Regions from separate parts of the Homo sapiens genome. Here all the other regions are linked to region 3. A link is an interaction called in ENCODE POLR2A ChIA-PET data of the cell type or tissue named here. Cell type or tissue: Panc1. All regions are shown on one strand. Region 1 overlaps SLC2A5 (solute carrier family 2 member 5). Region 2 overlaps SPSB1 (splA/ryanodine receptor domain and SOCS box containing 1). Region 3 has its middle 16 kb from the start of LINC02606.

Evidence for each region. Peaks named below come from ENCODE experiments on the same cell type or tissue, not always from the same donor. Only the 100,000 strongest peaks of a DNase experiment are listed, where the experiment ranks them.
Region 1: POLR2A ChIA-PET joins it to region 3 with 6 read pairs; 2 of 35 experiments call an interaction of 5 or more read pairs at or near these places.
Region 2: POLR2A ChIA-PET joins it to region 3 with 8 read pairs; 1 of 35 experiments calls an interaction of 5 or more read pairs at or near these places.

What each region holds. Positions count from the first base shown.
Region 1 is chr1:9,041,479-9,049,478 of GRCh38, reverse strand. SLC2A5 (solute carrier family 2 member 5) reads left to right here. Exons shown (of 12, transcript NM_003039.3): 4 at 1,745-1,869; 5 at 7,542-7,694. Among named protein-coding and RNA genes, the nearest start is that of SLC2A7, 19 kb to the right of the region's middle. In Panc1, no CTCF peak of the experiment used is centred here; no DNase peak of the experiment used is centred here.
Region 2 is chr1:9,344,298-9,352,297 of GRCh38, reverse strand. All of the region lies in intron 1 of SPSB1 (splA/ryanodine receptor domain and SOCS box containing 1), which reads right to left. Among named protein-coding and RNA genes, the nearest start is that of SPSB1, 55 kb to the right of the region's middle. RefSeq lists enhancers at 1,155-1,654, 1,655-2,156. In Panc1, no CTCF peak of the experiment used is centred here; no DNase peak of the experiment used is centred here; H3K27ac peaks cover 1,758 bases.
Region 3 is chr1:9,408,654-9,416,653 of GRCh38, reverse strand. No RefSeq gene overlaps it. Among named protein-coding and RNA genes, the nearest start is that of LINC02606, 16 kb to the left of the region's middle. RefSeq lists enhancers at 2,608-2,737, 2,748-3,027, 2,183-3,114, 3,115-4,048. In Panc1, no CTCF peak of the experiment used is centred here; a DNase peak (open chromatin) is centred at 5,743; H3K27ac peaks cover 7,702 bases.

The sequences.
Region 1 (8,000 bases), 370 kb after region 3:
GTGCTGGGATTACAGGCGTGAGCCACCATGCCCGGCCTGTTTGTCTATTCATTTACTAGTACCACGCTGTCTTGATTACTGTAGCTTTATGGTAAGCCTTGAAGTCAGGTGATGTTGGTTCTCCAATACAGTACTATTTGGATTCCTTATTTTATGACACTAATCATTTTAAACATTTTATAGTCCAGTCTGATTCTGTTGTCTGAAGGTGTGCTGTTAGTATAAGCGGCTCTCACGTGTGGCAAGTTTCTCAGTGTTTAGGAATGCTGGAGCTCCACTCGCTGACAGCTTCGTCCATCATGAGGGTCCTCATCATGAGGGCTCCATTGCGAGAGGCCCCTCCAGAGAAGTTTGCTTTGCTTCTGTCAGGATCTCCAGGGTAGGCTTGTTCCTGACTTCAATGGGAAGGCTTTCCAAGTTTTATTAAGTGTGATGTTTGATATAGGTTTTAGGTAGATTTCCTTTATCAGCTTAAAGAAGTTCTTCTATTTATAGTTTGTTAAGGCTGGTTTTAAAAAAAATGGCTGGGCGCAGTGGCTCATGCCTATAATCTCAGCAGTTTGGGAGACTGAGGTGGGCAGATCACTTGAGGCCAGGAGTTCGAGACCAGCCTGGCCAACATGGGGAAACTCCATCTCTATTACAAATACAAACACTTAGCTGGGTGTGGGGGCACGTGCCTGTAATCCTAGCTACTTGGAAGGCTGAGGTACAAGAATCACTTTGACCTGGCAGACCGAGGTTACAGTGAGCTGCGATCACTGCACTCCAGCCTGGGTGACAGAGCGAGACTCTGTCTCAAAAAAAAGAAAGGAGGAAAGAAACTTAGGCCAACTTTTAAATAAACAAAAATTTAAAAATCATAATGGTGTTAAATTTTATTGACTTCTTTTGCTGCTTCTATTGAGATAATCCGATGTTTTCCCCCAATATAATGTTTGTTTACTTATTTATTTATTTATTTTTTGAGGTGGAGTCTCGCTCTGTCACCCAGGCTGGAGTGCAGTGGCACGATCTCAGCTCACGGCAACCTCCACTTCCTGGGTTCAAGCAATTCTCGTGCCTCAGCCTCCTGAGTAGCTGGGATTACAGGCACCTGCCACCAGTGGGCCCTGCTAGTTTTTGTATTTTTAGTAAAGACAGTGTTTTACCATGTTGGCCAGGCTGATCTTGAGCACTTGACCTCAAGTGATCTGCCCACCTCGGCCTCCCAAAGTGCTGGGATTACAGGCGTGAGCCACCATGCCTGGCCCCAATATAATCTTTAATATGGTGAAATACATTGAAATATTTTTGTATATGCTGTTGAATTTAATCTACTAAGATTTCATTTAGGATTGTGGCATCCACGTTGACATAAGTGAGATGGACCTATACTTTTCTTTTCCTCTAATGTCCTTACCCAGGACAATTTTGGGGTTGGCTTTCAAGATTACACCAAAATTATAAATTAGCTAATGATTTCAAAAACCCTTTACTATATCTTAATACAGAGCCCTTTCTCCATTTTCACCACTGACGCCCTCTGGACTGTGGTCATTTCCATTTGCTCCCCACACTGAGCGTATTCCCACACCAGGCCATGCACTTGACCTGTATCAGTCTCAGGTCCCAGAGAGCTAAACGCACAGCAGTAAAGCTGCTGTAACTGCTGGAGCCTATGCAGAGGAGACACTCCAGAAACATTTCTTGAATGAAAGAGTGAATTCTTCAGCAAAACTAACTGATATTTTGTCCTCTGCAGAAAAGGGGCCTTGCTGTTCAACAACATATTTTCTATCGTGCCTGCGATCTTAATGGGATGCAGCAGAGTCGCCACATCATTTGAGCTTATCATTATTTCCAGACTTTTGGTGGGAATATGTGCAGGTAAACAATGCTATGCTGTATTGCCATTCTGTGAGGGTCGTCAAGGAGGAGGACAACAGGTTCCCAGGGACTAGAACCAATCTGTGATGTCTGAAGCGTGTAGAAAGCGTTCCTATACCTCTGCTGTGAAACAGATGGTTGAGCCCTACCTGGTTCTCAGGTGCAGAGCTTTACTGTGATGTTTCCTACAAAGAAACATCTTTGAAAGACTGAAATGCAGAATCTTAACCTGGGAAGTGTCATTCCAATCCAATCCTTTATCTCAATATTTTCTCAACTGCAGGTCATGACCAGTTAGTGGGTGGTGATGTCTGTTTAGTGAGCAGCATTTTCTTTTTAAAAATAGAATAGCTGAGTGCAGTGGCTCACACCTGCAATCCAGCTACTCTGGAAGCCGAGGCGGGAGGATCACTTGAAACCAGCCTGGGCAACACAGTGAAACCCTGTGTATTAGTCTGTTTTCACACTGCTGTAAAGAATACTCCCCAAGACTGGGTAATTTATAAAGAAAAGAAGTCTAATTGACTTACAGTTCCCCATGGCTGGAGAGGCCTCAGGAAACTTACAATCATGATGGAAGGGGAAGCAGACCTGTCTTACATGGCAGCAGGCGAGAGAGAGAGAGAGAGAGAGAAGGGAAACTGCCTTATAAAACCATCCGATCTCATGAGAACTTGGTATCACAAGAAAAACATGGGAGAACTCGCCCTTATAATCCAATCACCTCCCATCAGGTCCTCCCTTGACACATGGGGATTACAATTTGAGATGAGATTTGGGTGAGGACACAGAGCCAAACCATATCCCCATCTCAAAGATAAATAAATATATATATAAATCAATAAATAAAATGGAAGAGGCAGTGTTACGTGTAGTAAAGATAAGTATTGCCCACTTTTGTTTCACATACACACACACACACACACACACACACACACACACACGAGAACCAGGTTGCAGTGGAAAATGTATTTCTGTATTTTTTACTGTGGGTGAGAGTCAAAAAAGCTTGAGAAACAATCTAATGTATGAATTCCACTACCAGAAAGGTGCTAACAGTGCCACATTTTAAGTTTTATAGGGCAATTTAAAGTTTGCCAAGGGCGTACTGAGTTCTATTCCTGAAATGCCCACCTGCTGAGCGGGTGCTGACTCGCTGAGTCCTCTCATCTAACAAACTGGGAGGTGTTTTTTCCTAATCCCACTCTGTTGCTTCCAAGCCTAGGCTGCCAGGCTGTACAGTGGTGATTTTAGAAAACTCTCCCATAATTGCTTCACACTGAGGAGAGATGAGGGGTAGAGCCGTGCCAGTGGCTTTCCCTGAGTTGGCATCCTTAGTAGGCAGTATTTCTCACTGCCAGGTGGGGAGAGGCATCTAGGATGGAAGCTCTCAGGGTCCTACAGGTGCAGAGTGGGCCCCTTGAGGGAGCCCCTCCCAGGTGCCTCACTGCCTCCCTCCAGTCACTTTCCCAACATTGCCAAGGAACTCTCATTTGTTCCTTCCAAACGCAGGGATAGGGACAAATGGATAATTTGGCTGGCTGTCCATAAACCCCTCAGCTAGGATTAATTGGCAGTAACAGAGACGTGAAAAAAAGATGAGAAGACATTTCCCAAACAGAGACTAAGTCATGCCAAAGGGAGGATGGTGAGCCCCATGGCAAACTTCACTTAGTGCTCGGCTTTCCCTGAGAGCACCTGGCTGGGTCTCTGCCATCTTTTTTTTTTTTTTTTTTTTTGAGATGGAGTTTCCCTCTTGTCACCCAGGCTGGAGTGCTGTGGCATGATCTTGGCTCACTGCAACCTCTGCCTCCCGGGTTCAACTGATTCTCCTACCTCAGCCTCCTGAGTAGCTGGGATTACAGCTGCCCGCCACCACACCCAGCTAATTTTTGTATTTTTGGTAGAGATGGGGTTTCACTATGTTGGCCAAGCTAGTCTCAAACTCCTGACCTCAGCCTCCCGAAATGCTGGGATTACAGGCGTGAGCCACCATGCCCGGCCGGTCTCTGCCATCTTGCCCTGACCTGTGGGTTTTCTCTGCAGTGGGCTCAACATTTTGAAAAATACATTCCTAAAAGTTGCCACCAGTAAGCAGGTCCAATCACTTTTCTATTGACCATTAACAATACAGAATTGTTTCCAGCAGAGAAATATTAGGCTCCAATAGATAACAAATCAGTTAAAAATCCCAGCCTTTACTCTAAAGTCAGCAGTTCTCAGTTTTTGGTCTCAGACCCCTTTACACACTTAAAATTATTGAGGGCTCCAAAGAGCTTTTGCTCATGTGGGTTACATTGATCAATATTTACTGTATTAGAAATGGCAACCGAGAGACATATTAATTCATTTTTTAAAATAAGCCTATTACATGAAGAGTGGCCTTGTTTGACATTTTTGCAAATCTCTTTAATGTCTGGCTTAATAGAAGACAGCTGAATTCTCAGATGTACTTCTGGGTCAGGTCAGTTGTGATGTGGCCTGGCAAGAAGTCTCTGGAAAACTCCCATATGCTCATGAGAGAGAGAGAATGAAGAGCAGATATCATCTCTGGATTATTATGAAAATAGTTTTGATCTCACAGACACCCTTAAAAGGTCTCGGGATCCCTGGGTCCTCAGATCACGGCTTGAGAACACTGGCCATTAGGGGCATAATCCATTTGCCAACAGTTTTTCACATACCTCCAGCAAGTCAGCAAAGTGGATCATCAAGCTGTGTGCTGCTTAGACACTCATTTTAAAACCACGCATATGGCCGGGTGCAGTGGCTCATGCCTGTAATACCAGCACTTTAGGAAGCTGAGGCAGTTGGATCACTTGAGGTCAGGAGTGCGAGACCAGCCTGGCCAACATGGTGAAACTCGGTCTCTACTAAAAATACAAAAATTAGCTGGGCATGGTGGAGTAGGTCTGTAATCCCAGCTACTAGGGAGGCTGAGGCATGAGAATCGCTTGAACCCAGGATGGGGAGGTTGCAGTGAGCCGAGATCGTGCCACTGTACTCCAGCCTGGGCAACAGAGTGAAACTCTGTCTCAAAAACAAAACAAACAAACCAACACAAAAATAAAACCACCCATATGAACAAGAACCACATTGCTCACTCTAAAATGAAGTAAACAACTACCTTGACAAGGGGGGTGCCAAGATGAGTATGACTTTTACTGGAACATGCTCACAGTTCACTGATTTGTTACTAATCAACTTCTTGGCAGGAAGACTGAAGGTATTCATTGGCTCAGAGGAATTTAAACTTTTTGTTTGTTTGTTTGTTTGTTTGAGATGGACTCTTGCTTAGTTGCCCAGGCTGGAGTGCAGTGGCACGGTCTCGGCTCACTGCAAGCTCCACCTGCTAAGTTCAAGCAATTCTTGTGCCTCAGCCTCCTGAGTAGCTAGCACTGTAGGCATGTGCCACCGTGCCCAGCTAATTTTTTTGTATTTTTCATAGAGATGGGGTTTCACCATGTTGGCTAGGCTGGTCTCGAACTCCTGGCCTCAAGTGATCCACCTGCCTCAGCCTCCCAAAATGCTGGGATTACAGGGGTGAGCTACAGTGTCCAGCAGGAGGAATTTAAACTTCAAAAGCCAGGCCAGGCACGGTGGCTCATGCCTGTAATCCCAGCACTTTGGGAGGCCGAGGCGGGTGGATCACCTGAGGTCGGGAGTTCAGGACCAGCCTTGCCAACATGGTGAAACCCCGTCTCTACTAAAAATACAAAAATTAGCCAGGCGTGGTGGCGGGCGCCTGTAATCCCAGCTACTCAGGAGGCTGAGGCAGGAGAATCACTTGAACCTGGGAGGCAGAGGTTGCAGTGAGCTGAGATCGCACCACTGCACTCCAGCCTGGGCGACAAGAGCGAAACTCGCATCTCGAAAAAAAAAAAAAGCCACTTTGCTCTGATTCTCGTATCAGAACTGGCTGGCTGGGAGGTCCTAGTGGAGTCATTTTAAAGACAAAAATAGAGATTGCTTTCCACCAACGTACAGGTAACCCCATCTCTTCACAAACCTCCTGAGGTTTGACCCTTTATTAATATCCTTCACCAAGATGCTCTTGCTGCTAAGTGGCTCTTGTTAAGTGGTGAGGACACAGCCTCCCACTTCAGCTCCCAGGAGGCCTTCCTTTCCTCTGCAGCCCTTTGCCCTGGGCCTGTGAGGTGTTGCTCCCTCTTCCCACCTAGACATGCTAAGAGCTGCTTTAAAGACTGCCCCTCTTTGCTCTGCAAATGAGGAAGAATCGATATTAATGAACTGTGATGTCTCTTTTCAAATACTGAGCAGAGACATCTGTGGGTAGAATTGCCAAACAGGAAAACATGGCCTCAGGTACCCTCCTATCTCAGTTCTATCAAATACCCCGCCATCAACAGCAGCTCCAACCTCTGCTCACTCCAAACTCTGTTCCTGAGAGCCTCCCTTCAGAGACCCACGTCCCTGAGCCTCCATTTGACTCAGGATTTGGTACCTGATACTTGGACTAGTGAAACTTCCTCTCCATCCCCAGCCTCTGGATGTGCTTTTAGGAGAATTAAATAGGGCAATATATGTGAAAATACTTTGGAAGCTGCAAAATTAAATTCTGCCTATGTTTTTTTAATTGACATCAGGCAACACGTCATTCTATAAAATAGAGTAAGTTTTCCCTCCACCAGATTCAAGTATGATGGGAATATTTACAAGTTTAAATACTGGGGATTCAGAAGTAGTCCAGGCATTACAGAAATCCCAGAAATGCAGATATTCCGTAATATGTGTTGACATTTTAAATGCTTATAGAGACATATAACTTGTTCTTAAAGGTGTATGAAACTATCTCTGCATTGGTTTATTTACTGTTCCTATAAGGTAAAGCTGGGGGCTAGGGGTCCTGGGCCATACACACATACACACACATACACACATGCCATATATATACATACACATACACATGCCCTATACACACACACACACACACCCAGGCCACACACACACCCACACACACACATATATATACACATACACACACACACACACACAGAGGCCATATATATATATATGTACACACACATGCCATATATATATACACACACACACACACACCAGGCCATGTCCATATACACATACACACACACACACAGAGGCCATACACACACAGACATACACACCATATGTAAATACACACAGGCCATATATATCATGCGCGCGCACACACACACACACATATACATATTTTTAGTGGAAACGGTTCCACTATGTTGCCCAGGCTGGTCTCAAACTCCTGACCCCAAGTAATCTATCCTCCCCACTTAGCCTCCCCAAGTGCTGAAATTACAGGCACGAGCCATCACACCCAGCTGCCTTGCCTTTTATGAAACAGACCCTCCTCAAAAAGCAGAAACGTGAGTGGGTCTAGACTCAGGCCAGGGAGCGGGAAGGCCGTAGATCCAGCTGGCCAGTGTCCCCAGATGATATGGGCCAAAGCAAGGGCCCCTGTGCATGAGCTCCTTTGATCTGTTTCTCTTTCCTTAAAGTATAAAGGGCTAAGAATTAAAAGAGGTGTTTGCTTTCTCCTTTGCAGTTTTGAGAGAGTTCTGGCCCAAATAATGTTATTGCTAAGAATAGTATACTTGAAGACAGCTTGTCCCTGCCAGACTAATTTTTTCTGATGGTGTTTCTATTTCACCTCCTCCCAGGTGTATCTTCCAACGTGGTCCCCATGTACTTAGGGGAGCTGGCCCCTAAAAACCTGCGGGGGGCTCTCGGGGTGGTGCCCCAGCTCTTCATCACTGTTGGCATCCTTGTGGCCCAGATCTTTGGTCTTCGGAATCTCCTTGCAAACGTAGATGGTGAGTTCAGGACATCTCGGGAGCACCCCCACCCCTTCACCACTACCCTTGGCCCCCTCCTTGTGTTCCAAAGCCACCACCACAGGACAGGACTTTCTGCAGACTGGTCTCTTCTAACAGGCTGGATGTCCTTGGGGGGCCCATCCTGTCCCGAGCCAACATAGCAGGCCATGGACAAAGGCGCGATAAGGGACTGGCCAGCGTTTACTATCTAGTCCCTCTTAGGAGATGGATGAGGTGGCTTTGAGTGATGGGCTTCCCTGCCTGCTCAGCAGCTGTCCATATGGAGGCCCGTGGCATAGCAAT
Region 2 (8,000 bases), 64 kb after region 3:
AGCCCCGTCCCAGAAAGAGCCACCAGAAAGGACGGCTTCACCTTGACGTGGGACATCCACTGTCTGTCTGTCCAGGTCGGCTCCACAACCTCTCCTAGTTCTGAGATGCCAGCACCTCAGGTGGCCTAGCAAGTCCTTAACACCAATGCTGGGCTGAGCTCCCTAAACCTAACCTGAACCACAACCCCTCCACCTCCACCCACCTTCCCTCCACCCCCTCACCCCAGCCCAGGCCTTGGACCACATGGCTGTGAGGGATGGGAGTCTGTGGGAGGGAGGGCCTGGGAGGAGGGAGGCTGGGGAAAGAGGGTGGGGCGTTTTCCCCGGGCAGGGCAGGCAGGTAAAGGGGCCTGCAGCACTGTGGGGTGATTCCTTCACAAGGGCACCCCAGGGCCTAGCCAGGGAATGTGGCCCACACACCCGGCCACTTCTGCCATCTGAGTCACCTCCCAGGTGGTCAATCACTGTGGTGGCCCTAGGGCTACTCTTGACTCATCTGTCACCCACCCTGTGTCCAGGCTATGGTTAAAGATGACAGTGCCTTCCCAACTTCCTTTTGTTCACACCTAGCCACCTCCTTGCTGTGCAGGAACACTGAAGCCATCCATCTGTCCTCTTCCTTCTATTTTAAAATGTGGCCGCACAGATCCACCCTTTCTGCGGGTCCCCAGGAGCTGGACTCGCCACCTTCCCTGGAACTGCAGCCTGGAGGGTGCTTCCCCAGCCCTGCTTCCTGAAGCTTCCAAGCTCATGCGCCGAGACAGTAGCTCCGGCCACCAAGATCCACCCTGAGCTTCTCCAAGCTTCTGCTCGTTTGTCTGTCACACACTTACCTAAAACTCAGTGGAGACAGTGTTCCAGAGAGGGCTGGCGTTATTGCATTTCCACTTTCATTTATTTCCTAGCCTGTGCTCCATTCACTGATCAAAGATCACTGTTCTCCTGTCTTCCTGGTCACCACATCTGGCCCTACAGAGGGACGCTGCCTTTGGGCCAAGACCCAAGGACTTGGAAGTCTGGGCTAGGGCAGATCAAGTTTAAGGTCCCTTCTAAACCAGGGGTCAGCAAACTTCTTCCATCAGGGGCCAGATAGTAACTACTTAAGGCTCTCCGGACAATATGTAAATCAATGGGCATGAATGTGTTTCAATAAAACTTTATTTACAAAAATAGACAGTGGGCCAGATTTGGCCCAGGAGCTGTTGTTTGCCGACCCCATGCAAAACTGCTAATACCATCATCACAATTCCTGGACATGGCGCTCAGGACAGGGGGTGTGTACCACCCACAGGTACCAAGTAACATTCACAGGTGCCTGGATGGCTCCTGTTAACACTGGACCAAGACAGACATCCCTGGGCCAGGAGGGCATCCAGCACCGGGCACTACACTTCAGGCAGGAGCTGGGAGAACAGCACAGCTCTGGGACCACCCCCACTTACTGCTGCTCTGAGAAGCAAATGCAGATGCCTAAGCCTTGTGGGGCCCAGCAGTGCCACAGAAGCATCAGGGCCTGGGACTGCTGAGCAGTTGGTGAGTTTCCAGGAGGTGGGAGGACTCAGCCTTCATCCCCACCCAGGAGGAGCAGACGCAAAGGGCGTGGCTCGTACTGCCCTGCAGGGCTGGAACGGGAGAGCAGAGGACAGATGTGGCCCTGCTGCTGCCACCGCCACCCACCACACACACGCATGCACGCATGCCTACATGCACACACATGCACACACGTGTACACTGTGTGCCTACACAGTGAGAGCAAAGGCAGCAGCTGAGACTAACAAGCAGGACAGAGGCGTCATAGTCCAGGCAGTGCCCTGGCCGGCGGCGCCTGCTCTCCATTCCCTTAGTGAAAGTTTTCATCCCCAAAAGCACACTCTTGCATTAGTCACCACGTCCCCAGGACCGCGCCTGCCTCCTCCTCTGCACAGCTGTCTCAGCCAAGCCCCACAACAAACCAATGCCTGGCCTGTACCCCTCCTGCCCCACCAAACTCTACTCACTCTAAATAATGACAGTTCTCCTGTCCGCAGCCCTCAGGCTGCAAGGCTCAGCTGTCACACGCAGGGGTCCAATGTCTGGTGCTTCCTGAAGACCAGGTTGTAATCTCATCACAGGCATAAATGCCGTGAGGGTATTTCAACCAGGAGAAAGAATGTGTGTGTGTACCTGTGCGGGTGGTAGGGGTGTGTGTGTGTGTGTAGATATGTGAGGCGTGTATGTATCTGTGTGTGTGGTGTGTCTGGATGTGTGTATATGTGTGTGGTGTGTCTTCATGTGTGTATATATGTGCTGTGTGTGCATGTAGGTACACGTGTGTCGTGTCTGCCTGTGTCTGCGTGTGTGGCGTGTGTCTGTGTGTGTGTATGCATATGTATGTACAGGAGCTCTAACTGCAGGACCGTCCTCCTCATGGGTGACAGGGAGCTCACCAGTCACTCTGGGTTGGGAACTCCTAGCAACATTTTCCCACAAGTAAGATCAGATTAAAGTAAAGATCAGGAAGGGTCAAGAGAGAAAAACAGCCATAAAACGGTGGGTTGGGAACTCCCGAAAGGACCTTCCTCACACAACTGGCCCAGAGGCCGTGAGTCACGGAAGACAGCTGCATCTCATCTGGATCGAAGAGTCGATGCTGGTGGCGGATTGTGTGTGGCACGAGTTCCCTGACACTCGCTCAGGACATGTCCCGTGGATAGCTTCCTCCTGAGGAAGGCAGGCAAGCCGTCCACCCACCCACGCTCCTGCACGCCTTGTGTCAGAGATCAGCTGTCAAATCTGACACGCATCTACGGCGCTGGCGCCAAGGCCTCAGCCTCTCACGCTCCACGTCCCTTGGCCTCTCTGGTTGAGCTCAGCTGGGACAGCCCCCTGACCCCACACTCACCTACCCCCACTCCTGGCCCGGCACAGCTCTGGCCCCATCGTGCCACAAGCAGGTGGGGGATAAAGGGAGAGGACACGTCACCAATATCAAAGTCGAGCACGTGGCGGGAGCGTCTGTCTCATGCACGGGAGGGCTGGGCTCGGGGAAGCAGAGAGGAGCGAAAAACGGGATGCAGGCAGGAACCATGGCCCGGACCCTCAGAGCCGGAGAGCAGCCACGGGCCCTGGAGTCACCTTGGCTTCCCCTGCAGAGGGATACACACCCTGGAGGAGATTCTGCCTTTCCTACAACACAGTGAAGGCCATTAAAAGCTCTGGAGGAGGGGGAGGGGCTACCTGCGGGGACACCAGATGACACGAAGCCCTGGGGTTTGGCTTCAGTGAACTTCTTCTCCCAGTGGGAGGAATACCCCACCACTACACACACACATGCACGTGCACACACGCACATATACACACACACACACACACACACACACATTCTTGCACGAGTGAAAGGGGATGTCCCTTACATCCTTTGACGGCAAAAGCCCTCAACCCAGTGTTTCCAGAGCAGCCATGGGACGGGGTGGGTTGGGGTTCCAAACACCCATCAGAGCCGCGTGACCCTACTGGATTTCTCGGTGGCAGCCTGGGCTCTAAGCAGATGAGCTTCTGAAAGCCCCGTACTCCCTCGGCCAGCTTCGAACAGCCATTTAAGGTTGTCTGGGTCCAGGAAAAAGGCCATCTTTGGATTTGCTGGGGGCCCCAGATCTTAGTAGGAAGGAAGAAAAGAACCTCGCAAATCCCTCCAGTTTCGTGGGCTCCTCCAGGTGGGGGCAGCCAGGTCTGCAGATACAGAGGGAAGGAAGCCTGGAAATGAATGCTGATCCCAGGGGATGGGGAGGAGTCAAAAGCATCCCCAAAGTGCACTGTTTGGGAGTCCTAGACCCGGGACAGGTGAAGGGCACCTGTCTTCAGCCTTTAATGATCTAGGGCAGCCATTCTCTCTGAAGGCTGAGGGAGCCTGGAGGGGCAGGAGAGGCAAGGCAGGTCCCTGTGGTCAGAGAGCGCCTTCTGGATACAGCCACGGTTTGCTTTCATTATGCAAGGCACAGAGGAATGTGATGCTAGACACAGCACTACCGCCGAGACAGGAGCGAGACAGTGCTGTGGGATGCCCAGGGTTAAAAAAAGTTGCCGCGGTGGCTCACGCCTGTAATCCCAGCACTTTGAGAGGCCGAGGTGGGCAGATCACCTGAGGTCAGGAGTTTGAGACCAGTCTGGCCAACATAGTGAAACCCCATCTCTACTAAAAATACAAAAATAAGCTGGGCGTGGTGGTGAGCACCTGTAATCCCAGCTACTCGGGAGGCTGAGGCAGGAGAATCACTTGAACCCAGGAGGCGGAGGTTGCAGTGAGCCGAGATCGCACCACTGCACTCGAACCTGGGCGTCAGAGCGAGATTCTGTTTAAAAAAAAAAAAAAAAAAAAGTTGCAGGGAAACTGCAAAGAAGGTGGGGAAAGGACACTCCTACACACTGTGGGTGTGTGTTGAAGGGGGACAGACCCTGAACTGGGGCAGCCTTCTAGGTGTGCAGGTACAACGAGGCAGTCCCTGTCCATGTGCAAAACGCCCAGCAATCACCCAGCAACAGCCCTTCCAGGGCTCTTGTCTACCAAACCCTATAGGCCTCCACAGGGACATGAGGATGAAGATGCTGGGGACAGCATGAGTCCCACCTCATCTACACCACGGAGCTCCATGCAGCCCCTCCAAAGTGGTGACGTAACAGAAAATGTAACACGATGCTGTCGCATTTGTAAAGCAAATCACAGAACAATATGCAGATCATGATGCCGTTTCTGAAAGAACAGAATTTAAAAAGATTCTCTCTGCGCCTATTTATGTTTGTAGGTACAGAGAAAGGTCTAGAAGGATAAACATCAAACCTTTCACAATGGTTAATGATTGTGGGTGGGAGGGAAAAAACGCTTTTTGAATTGAATTTTTTAAAATGCATGTATTCCTTTTCAAACTAAAATGATTTTTAAGCACACAAAAGAGAATCAAAGGCTGAGAAACAATGATTTCACACACTATGTTTGCAAGAACAAGTTATTCCCAAAGCAATTCCTACAGGTTCTGCACCTGTGTTGCTTTTATAAAGCAAGCACAGCGTAATGTGTAAGCACTATTGTCCTGAATGCTTTATCCATGAAGGTACGTGTTAAGGATCCATAACTGGTAGAAGGGCGTTTAAAACGCTTTTTTTTCTTTTAAAGAGACAGGGTCTCACTATGTTGCCCAGGCTGCTCTCTTAACTACGAGGCTCAAGCAATTCTCCTGTCTTGGCCACCCAAAGTGCTCGGATAACAGGTGTGAGCCACCATGCCCAGCCTGGCAGAAGGGTATTTAAATAAAGGATGAGAATCCTGGGGAAGCTTTGGGGCCATCCCGAAGAGGGACATTATTTCTACAGTGATCTATCCCAAGACTTCCGATTATACTGTTTCAAAATTACAGATTTTAATTAGCCCCGTAAAAATGGGGCGGCTGTCTCTCTCTACTGACCCAGAACACAAGAAGAGAACAGCTGGTCCGTCCCCATACCCAGCCAGGTGGCAGCTGCACAGCAGCTCTGCATGTGGCAAAGGCCAGGTGAGGTGGCCCCATCAGAAACACCGGTGGCTGTTCCACCCCTGATAGACCAACGCCAGGGAAGAGGAGGAGGTGAGGAGGAATGAGGCACTGAGAGCAGACCCTGGGGGAGGCTGAGACAGGCCAGACTGCACAGCACCTGCCGGCAACCCCCCGATGGTGTTTCAATTAAAGCCACAACCCTGCAGACCCCACCTTCCCCCAAAATGCTTTCAGATCAATTGTTCCCGAGCCTTGCTTCCTCTAAAAATTACCTGTTTGTGGTGGTGTTTTAGGAAGAGGTCTGTTGAAGGAACGGCTACACCCTCTTTTGGGGATGTAGCCAAAGCGACTGGGGACAGACAGACAGAAAGGGCAGGTAAAGGATGCACAGAGGTGGGTCTGTCACCAGCGAGTGGCAGACACTCACCCACCTCCTTACACCCAGTTCCTCCACAGTGTGTCCGACTGACCCCAGAACAGTAAAACCATTGTTTTGCCCCAAGATGGGGAAAGAATGAAATTCAGGATGTGGAACAAGGTGACCTATTTATAAAGCCTCCTTTCACCTGAAGATCACGTAAGTTCCCTCCCTCTGCCGCCCCGTCTCACACATCAGTGGTGGCAGCCCAGGATTTTGCAAGAGAAACATGCCCCGAGCAATCTGCTATTTTATCAGAATCAATCTCTGCAGCCTGGCTCAGCCGCTGCCTGGGCTCTGCCCGCTCACTGGGGTTCTGTGCTCCCTCCAGCATCCTGAGCATGAGTGGCAGGGACACTCTTGGTGGTGGAAGGGCTCGGGGCATGCTCCGTGCTGGCTGGGCCATGGAGCCCCTGGCAAAGGGGCCACCACCAGCAGGGCTTGTGACACGTGGTTACCACCCTCCACCCCTCACCCTGCCAACTGCCAACTTGAGGAGGGACCCCTCAAGGAGGGATATAAAAATAAGTCTGTGCCCCTAGAATCAACAAAAAAGAACAGGATCCTTCTGGAAAGTTCTGACAAGTGATTTTGGAGAGAAAATCCCACACGGTCCAGAGCTCTAGTCCCTGACCTCAAAAGACCCAAAATGCACCTGCTGTAAACACCTATGGAAGGGCCCAGATGACTCACAGCACTTTCAGAGGGCTCGAATCAGTGGAGCCATGGCCTGGGAAACCAGCATGATAGTCAAACAGACTGAAAATTACAATATATCGCAGCTGTAGCTTAGTCAGGGTGGCGAGGACAACGGACTGTGCCTGATGCAGACGAGAAGCCAGTTCTTGAGGGACCCCAGGGACACACAGCAACCTTCCCAAAAGGTGACCCAGACAGCAGCAGACATGCCCTCCCACGGCAAGAGGAATAAAACGTGGACTATGGACCACCGACACTGCCTAGCCTCGGCGGGTAACACACTGGGCCCATCTGGTTCACACAGGAGGTGGGGCGCCCCCAAAGAGTGGAAGCAGAAAGGCAGGCCCAAAAGCAGCCCCACGGCCATCTCCAAGAAAAGAGCCACCAACAGGGTACCCACGGGGACAGGCTCAGAGACGCTGGTGCTCTTTGCCCTCCAACCCCCAGCAGCTCCCCAGAAGGCAGGAGACGGGGGCTTGAGGCAGGGTGGATCAGGTGGGCCCAGTGACTCCCAGGAGGAGGCTCTGCAGAGAAGCTGGTTCTCTGGAAGGGCCTCGCTCCAGCCTAGCCTCCTGTGGGACTCCAGAGTTCAGGGCTGCCTGGCCTGAGAGGAAGAGGCTGGAGTGCATCCAAAGTCTGCCACTTTCCCCCAACAAGGCAGTCTCTTGGACATAGGGGATCCGACCAAACCCAGGCTTTCAGGGTGCCAAGGCCTGAATGGGAGCCAGTGACACTCTGACCTCTCTCCATGGGATGTGCCAGCTGGCAAAGGTCACCTCTGGGAGTGGTCCTTGGGTCACCCTCATGTCCCTCCAGGGATAATGAGCAGCAGGCTGACCAGGAAAGGACCGGGGAAGGGATCTGAGGACTCAGGAAGCATCAACCCAGAGAGATTTCAGGGGCCACCACCCAGCCTACGTGACAGTCAGGGGGCCGGGCATCCACTCATCCGCCCCCTGAGGCCCAGGTGGCTGCCCTCAAACCACCTGGGGGAATAAGAATAAGAAGGGCAGCGTTCATGATGTCACCATAGAATTGCCTAATAAAGCTCCAGGCACAAAGTAAGAGCTTCATACATGCTGCTCCCTGCCCTCCTCCTGCCGCCTCTCAACACCTGAGGCTATCAGGGGACACCTGATAGCTTGGAATCGTGAATGCCAAGTGCAGGAGAGCGCTCAGCCAGGGAATGCCATGGCAGGTGCTGGCCCTACAACTCACAGGGGTGACCCAAGTTGCTCGGTCCCGTCACGAGACCCACAGGCCTCCCTCTGTCTGGCGGTGAGGAAAGGCAGATGGAAAGGCCCTGTTTTACAGGAGTGGTTCTCAAAGTGGGGTCCCAACCAGCAACATCAGTCAGCGTCACCTGGGAACTCAGAGAT
Region 3 (8,000 bases):
CCTGGATGGGGCCTCACTGCCAAGCCAGGACACCATGCCCCCTGCCCTGGCCCATGCCTTCCCTCACCCAGCTTGCCAAAACCCTGCCCATCTTTGAAGATGCGGTTTATGCCTCACCTCCTTCGAGAAGCCATGCAAAGTGTTTCTCCTGCCTGGTCCAAGCTGCTCATTTGCACAGATCTTGACTCTCAACTATACTGGGGAGTCTCTCACGACTTCACCCTCCTGTCCAATGGGGCCAGGCTAGGCTCCAGGTCAACACCATTGTTGATGGTGAAAGCCATGTGTGTGGGTGGGACGTCGGGGGCGGGAGAGATCGCACCCCCTGCCCCGTCCTCAATGAAGCCTCATTCCCATTTTTCTTTAAATATAATAACATTTGGGGCTGGGCGCAGTGTCTCACACCTGTAATCCCAGCACTTTGGGAGGCTGAGGCGGGCAGATCACCTAAGGACAGGAGTTTGAGACCAGCCTGGCCAACATGGTGAAACCCCGTCTCTACTAAAAATACAAAATTAGGTGGGCATGGTGGCTGGCGCCTGTAATCCCAGCTACTTGGGAGGCTGAGGCAAGAAAATCGCTTGAATCTGGGAGGCAGAGCTTGCAGTGAGCTGAGACTGGGCCACTGCACTCCAGCCTGGGTGACAGCAAGATTCCGTTTCAAAAACAAACAAACAACAACAACAAAACCCACCACTACCACCACCACCACCAGAAACATTTGGCAGGATTAAAGATGGGCATTTTGGACTTAGACTAACTTGGGTTCAAGTTCACTCTCCTGCTTAGTGTGTGGCAACCTTTCATGCTGTAATCCCACATTTGGAAATATGAGCATTTGACTTAAGATAATCTAATCATCTCAAAAGATGAAAGAATGGCCGGGCACAGTGACTCATGCCTGTAATCCCAGCAGTTTGGGAGGCCGAGGCAGACAGATCACTTGAGGGAAGGAGTTCAAGACCAGCCTGGCCAACATGGCAAAACCCCATCTCTACTAAAAATACAAAAATTAGCAAGGCGAGGTGGCAGTCGCCTGTAATCCCAGCTACTCGGGAAGCTGAGGCAGGAGAATCGCTTGAACCCAGGAGGTGGAGGTTGCAGTGAGCCAACATTGTGCCACTGCACTCCAGCCTGGGAAACAGAGCAAGACTCCATCTCAAAAAAAAAAAAAAGAAAAAGAAAAAGAAAGAATGTTCCACATAAAGATGTTCACAACAGTATTATTTATAATAGCAAAGAGCTGGAAACTATCTACCTATAGGTATACCTATAGATATACCTTCAAATGGGAGAATGGCTAAATGAATAATGGCATTATCTACTGAATAAATATTAGAGTTTTTTTTTCTTTTTAAATAGAGTCTCTGTTGCCCAGGTTGGAGTGCAGTGTTGCAATTTTGGCTCACTGCAGCCTCCACCTCCCTTGTTCTAGTGATCCTTGTGCCTCAGCCTCCCGAGTAGCTGGGATTACAGGCATGTGTCACTACAACCGGCTAATTTTTGTATTTTTAGTAGAGACGGGGTTTCACCGTGTTGGCCAGGCTGGTCTCGAACTCCTAATCTCAAGTGATCCACCCACCTTGGCCTCCCAAAGTGCTGGAATTACAGGCGTGAGCCACCACACTTGGCCTACATAGATATTTTAAAAGATGGTTATGATGCCTTTCTGGTAACATATCAAGTTTTCTAATAATGTAAAATATAGCATGAGGCTGGGTACAGTGGTTGATGCCCATAAATCCCAGCACTTGGAGAGGCCAAGGCTGGAGCATTGCTTGAGCCCAGGAGTTCGAGATCAGCCTGGGCAACATAGGGAGACACCATCTCTACATACAAAAGTCAGCCGGGTGTAGTGGCATGTGCCTGTAGTCCCAGCTACTCAGGAGGTTGAGGTGGGAGGATTGCTTGAGCCTGGAAGGTTGAGGCTGCATGCAGTGAGCCATGATTGTGCCACTGCACTGCACTCCAGCCTGGGTGACAAAGCGAAACCGTCTCAAAAATAAAATAAAATAATAAAATAAAATACAGCATGAACAACAACCTTACACCCAAATGTCTTCATAGGAGAAACAGCAAAAGAAAACACAGCAGGCCAGGCAAAGTGGCTCATGCGTGTTATCCCAGCACTTTGGGAGGCCAAGGCAGATGGATTTGACCCTAGGAGGCAGAGGTTGCAGTGAGCCAAGATTGCACCACTGCACTCCAGCCTGTACGACAGAGCGAGACCCTATATCGAAAAAAAAAAAAAAAGAAAAAAGAAAAGAAAACACAGCAAAATGTTCGTGGTTAACAGCACTATGGGTAAGTTCAGCTTTGCACTTTTCTATAACAACATGAATAACATATCAAGATTAATTATATTTTAAAAATATCTTTTTTCTTATCTTGAAAGTCATGTTTATTTTTCGTAAAACAATATGAATAAGGAGAAGAAGAAAAACATGTTAACATTTCATGTATTTCCTTCCAGTCCTTTCTCCACACATATTTCCACATCTATAAATAGATAGGCTTTTGACTAGGGAAGAAAAATCCCAAGGAATTTTGGAGGCATTCTCTCTGAGCTTGGAGGTCTCAGTTCCCTGGAAGTTCCCTGCAGCTCTGGGAAGCGCTGGGCGGCTGGCCCAGGCCTGTGGGGTGAGAGCTGCTCCCTGCCCAGGATCTCGGGCCAGGGTGAGCCCATCACCTCACCATCCTCCAGCAGAACGCTGCCCCTCATTGATCCCAGGCCCAACTTCTCCAGTCCAGCCTCCTGGCCCTGGTCCTGCTTCTTGCCTCCCTTTCCAGGGACCTCTAAGCAACCCATTTGCTAATGAATCCTGACCTTTGCAACATCTCAAGCCTCTAACCCGTGGGAGACTTTTGCCTCTTTCAAGTGGTTTGGCAGTTGTTGGCCACGGGTGGGGGATTTTCCGTTTCGGTTCCATGAGTTGGCCAATCAGCAGCAGATTTGGCCCCGGAGGTTTGGTGGGGCCGGGGCCTGCTGGGCCCTGCCCGGCCTCACCCTGCTCAGGTGGGGATACTTGCCACCAGGCTGTGCCAGAGCTGGCTGCCCTGGGCCCCTGGGAATCTGTTGGCAGCACTCAAGTGGCCCTGCAGGGCTGGCGACTCATTCACCCCCACAAGCAAGGCCAGCTCACCCTTCCCAGGCTCAGGGGCTCTCTGCTCTTCCTAAGAAATGCCATGCACACTGGGGATAAGACTCCCTGTCCCCACCCCAGTCCCGTCCCAGCTTGTGGCCACATCTGCCCCCAAGAATAAGATTCTGTGATTCAGAGCTTCTCTATTCCCCCTACACCCGCCCTCCTCCTCCCAGCCTCCGCCCCACCCCCACCATCCTGAGCTCTCAGCAGCTTTCTGATAACCACAGCTGTGTTTCTTTCTTGGTCAGAGGTGAGCATGAGCCGAGAGTCACTGGGCTTTGCCCAGAGCCGACTTTCCCTTGTAGCTCAGCGGCTTGTTTCCACTTAGAAGGCAAAACAGGTCAGGCCAGCGAGGCCCTCCCTGCTGGGTCAGGGTGAGGACAGGGCTGCGGGGGGGGCTGGGCTGGGGACCAGAGCAGGAGGAGCAGGCGCCCAGGGGCTGCCCTTGTAAGTGTGCTCCAGTGCCCAGCACGGTGCCTGGCACACAAAAGGCCCATTGGAGGATTTATGGGACAGACGCTCTTCCCAAGCCCCAAGGGGACGTGGTAGAGGGATGTGGTCACATTTTTATTTTGTGATGATGGGAAGAATTATTTTTGTTTCATTGTCTAAAAGCTTAAGTCTATCCAAAAAACATCTGCTAAACATCCACTGTGTGTGGAATAAGTACTTTTTTTGGTCACCCCATCCCTCACCCGCCGCCCCAGACTTTGTTTCTGTCTCTCTCATGTCTAAGGGGAGGAGAACAACGTTTTGCAGACCTGGTCTCATGACCGGGCCGGTGTGTTGGAATGTAAGATGACTTTCTTTAGCAATGTCCCCTTGAATCCATTAGACATTTATTTTAGGTTGAGATGGTACTTTTAAAACCATTGTTAATGGTTTGAGGAGGCCTCAGACACCAAGGTGCCCCAGAATTGATGGCTGAGCCCACAAGCTGGCTGCTTGCCAAGGTGAAGGCCTGAGCCACCTCTCCCACTCCACCTTTTTTTTTTTTTTTTGAGAGTTTTGCTCTGTCACCCAGGCTGGAGTGCAGTGGCGTGATCTCGGCTCACTGCAACCTCCACCTCCCGGGTTCAAGCGATTATCGTGCCTCAGCCTCCCGAGTAGCTGGGATTACAGGTGCCTGCCACTGTGCCTGGCTAATTTTTGTATTTTTAGTAGAGGTGGGGTTTCACCATGTTGGCCAGGCTGGTCTTGAACTCCTGACCTTGTGATCCGCCCACCTCAGCCTTCCAAAGTGCTGGGATTATAGGCATGAGCCACCATGCCCCGCCTATTTTAATGTTTAATATTAGAAGTTGTATTAGTCCATTTTCACGCTGCTGATAAAGACATACCCAAGACTGGGCAATTTACAAAAGAAAGAGGTTTAATTGGGCTTATAGTTCCATGTGGCTGGGGGGGCCTCACAGTCATGGCAGAAGGCAAGGAGGAGCATGTCCCATCTTACATGGATGGCGGCAGGCAAAAAGACAGAACTTGTGCAGGGGAACTCCTCTTTTTAAAACCATCAGATCTCATGAGACCCATTCACCGTCACGAGAACAGTACGAGCAAGACCTGCCCTATGATTTAATCACCCCCCACCGGGTCTCTCCCACAACACGTGGGAATCGTAGGAGTTACAAGATGAGATTTGGGTGGGGACACAGAGCCAAACTGTAGTTTGCCTGTAGTCCAGGGTGCTTGGGAGGTGAGGTGAGAGGATCGCTTAAGCCTGGGAGGCAGAGGTTGCAGTGAGCTGAGATTGCACCACTGTACTCCAGCCTGGGCAACAGGGGAAGACCCTGTCTAAAAAAAAAAAAAAAAAAAAAAAAAAGAAAGAAAGGAAAAAAAAGAAAAAGGCCAGGTGCGCTGGCTCATGCCTGTAATCCCAGCACTTTGGGAGGCTGAGGCGGGTGGATCACCTGAGGTTGGGAGTTCAAGACTAGTCTGACTAACATAGTGAAACCCCATCTCTACTAAAAATACAAAATTAGCCGGGTGTGGTGGCTCATGCCTGTAATCCCAGCTACTTGGGAGGCTGAGGCAGGAGAATCGCTTGAACCTGGGAGGTGAAGGTTGCAGTGAGCCGAGATTATGCCATTGCACTCCAGCCTGGGCAACAAGAGTGAAACTCTGTCTCAAAAAAAAAAAAAAAGAAAGAAAGAAAAGAAAAGAAAAGAGAGAGGTGGGCAGGTCTCTCCTACATTGTGTTATGGTAGTGTGGTGGTGTGGTCGTGTGGTGTTGTGGTGTTGTGGTAGTGTGGTATTGTGGTGTTATGGTAGTGTGGTGTGGTAGTGTGGTGTTGTGGTGTGGTGTTGTGGTGGTGTGGTAGTGTGGTGGTGTGGTGTTGTGGTGGTGTGGTAGTGTGGTGTTCTGGTAGTGTGGTGGTGTGGTGTTATGGTAGTGTGGTAGTGTCCTGGTCAAAGGGCTTTCTGCCACCACGTTATCTTCTTTTGCAGGCCGACTGTTGCAACTTTATTCTACTGCATTATACAAGCAGGGACTGTGCTATCTGGAGGCCAGACCAGACTGGTAGAGAAGTATCTTAAGTGTTTCCTGACACCACAAATCCCCAAACACACTTGTGGTTCAGTTTCTGCTCACGCTACCCGACTTAAGTAACTTGTGCAGGACTCCAATCATCTCAGCATTAAGCCCTCCTGCACTCAAGGCCTTGCTCTGTGGCCTTTGAGCCTCAGCTTCCTGAGCTGTAAAATAGAGCTAGTAAGACCTTTCCTATAGAGCTGTAGGGGAATGGGTTCACGGCACGGTGGAGCTGACTTGTACTGACTCAGGAGGGTTGACTGATGATTTTCAGAAATCATTGGAGCCAGTTTGTAAATACAGCCATCATTAACAATTAAGTTCTATACACTTACGATTAAATAAATTATATTAAAAACAAAGCTCTAAAGACTCAAGACTCCTGGCTTCCTAATTATCTTACTACATTTTACCTATGCCCTGAGGTTATTTATATCCATGGTCTCTGCCTTGTGGAAGTGCTAGTAATGGTGGCTACTGAACACCTCTTCCCAACTCCACATTCAACAATGTCACTCTGGGACCTCAAAACCAACTGCGCTGGGAGTATTTACACCACAGAAATGGGCAAATGCTCTCAGCCAGGGCTTTCTTTACTCTTTTGTTGATTTTCTAGATTTAAGAAAGCAATGGAGAAAATGTTAATATTGGCCAGGCACGGTGGCTCACACCTGTAATCTCAGCATTTGGGAGGCCGAGGTGGGCAGATCACTGAGGTCAGGAGTTCAGGACCAGCCTGGCCAACATGATGAAACCCTGTCTCTACTAAAAATACAAAAATTAGCTTGGTGTGGTGTCGCATACCTGTAACCCCAGCTACTTGAGAGGCTGAGGCAGGAGAATCACTTGAACCCAGGAGGTGGAGGTTGCACTGAGCCGAGATTGTGCCACTGCACTCCAGCTTGGGCCACAGAGTGAGACTCCAAAACAAAAAGTTAATATTGCAAATTAAACTTGAAAGTGAATTGTACTTCTAGCAATAACATTGTGAATAGTACAAAAGATAAGGAACTATTCTCCCAGTATTCAAAGCTGTTATCCAATTTAGCAAAAAAAAGTAAAGTTCCAATATATAGTTGTCCCTTGGTATCCCAGACCCAGCCACCCAGGTGGAAGAAGGAGCCCAGGACCTGGAGGACACAGAACAGTGGAGGTGTCAGGCCAGGCCTGTGAGGTTTGGAGCTGGACCTGAACAGGATGGGGCCTCCAACTCTATCACTCCCACCCACCAAAGGGCAAGCTGGGCCCTGGCAAGTTGCAGGCCGAGAGTTTGGAAGCATAGGCTCCAGGTGTGAGTTCAAACCCTGGCTGTGACATTTATTTATTTATTTTTTTATTTTGAGACGGAGTCTCACTCTGTCACCAGGCTGAAGTGCAGCGGCGCAATCTAGGCTCACCGCAACTTCCACCTCCCGGGTTCAAGAAATTATCTTGCCTCAGCCTCCCAAGTAGCTGGGATTACAGGTACGCACCACCACGCCCGGCTGATTTTGTATTTTTAGTAGAGACGGGGTTTCTCCATGTTGGTCAGGCTGGTTTTGAACTCCCGACCTCAGATCCTGACATTTATAAGCTTCAATCTTGGGCAACCACTTACCTTCCTTCCCTGAGCCCTTGTTGTCCCATCTGGACCCATTAGTTTCAGGACCCTCCCTTGGATACCAAAATCCACGAATGCTCAAATCCCTTATATAAATTGGTGTAGTAGTTGCATATAACCTACACATATCCTCTCGTATATCTGAAATCATTTCTACACTACTTATAATACCTAATACAATGTAAATGCGGTGTAAATAGTTGTTATACTGTATTGTTTAGGAAATAATGACAAAAATAAGAAGTCTGTACATGTTTGGTACAGATGCAACCGTCCATTTTTTTTGAATGAATATTTTAGATCCATGGTTAGTTGAATCCATAAATGTGAAATCCACAGATTTAAAGGGCCTGCCGAATGTCTTTTTTGTTTCACTGTTTCTTACTCATTGACATACATGAAAATGCCAATCAACCCTCATATTAGAATCACACTCACTCATCAATACCATGAGCTATTTCTGGGCCAGGCTCAGTGGCTCACGCCTGTAATCCCAGCACTTTGGGAGGCCGAGGTGGGTGGATCACGAGGTCAGGAGTTTGAGACCAGCCTGACCAACATGGTGAAACCCCATCTCTACTAAAAATACAAAAATTAGCCGGGTGTGGTGTTGGGCGCCTGTAATCCCAGCTACTCAGGAGGCTGAGGCAGGAGAATTGCTTGAACCCGGGAGGTGGAGGTTGCAGTGAGCTGAGATTACGCCATTGCACTCCAGTCTGGG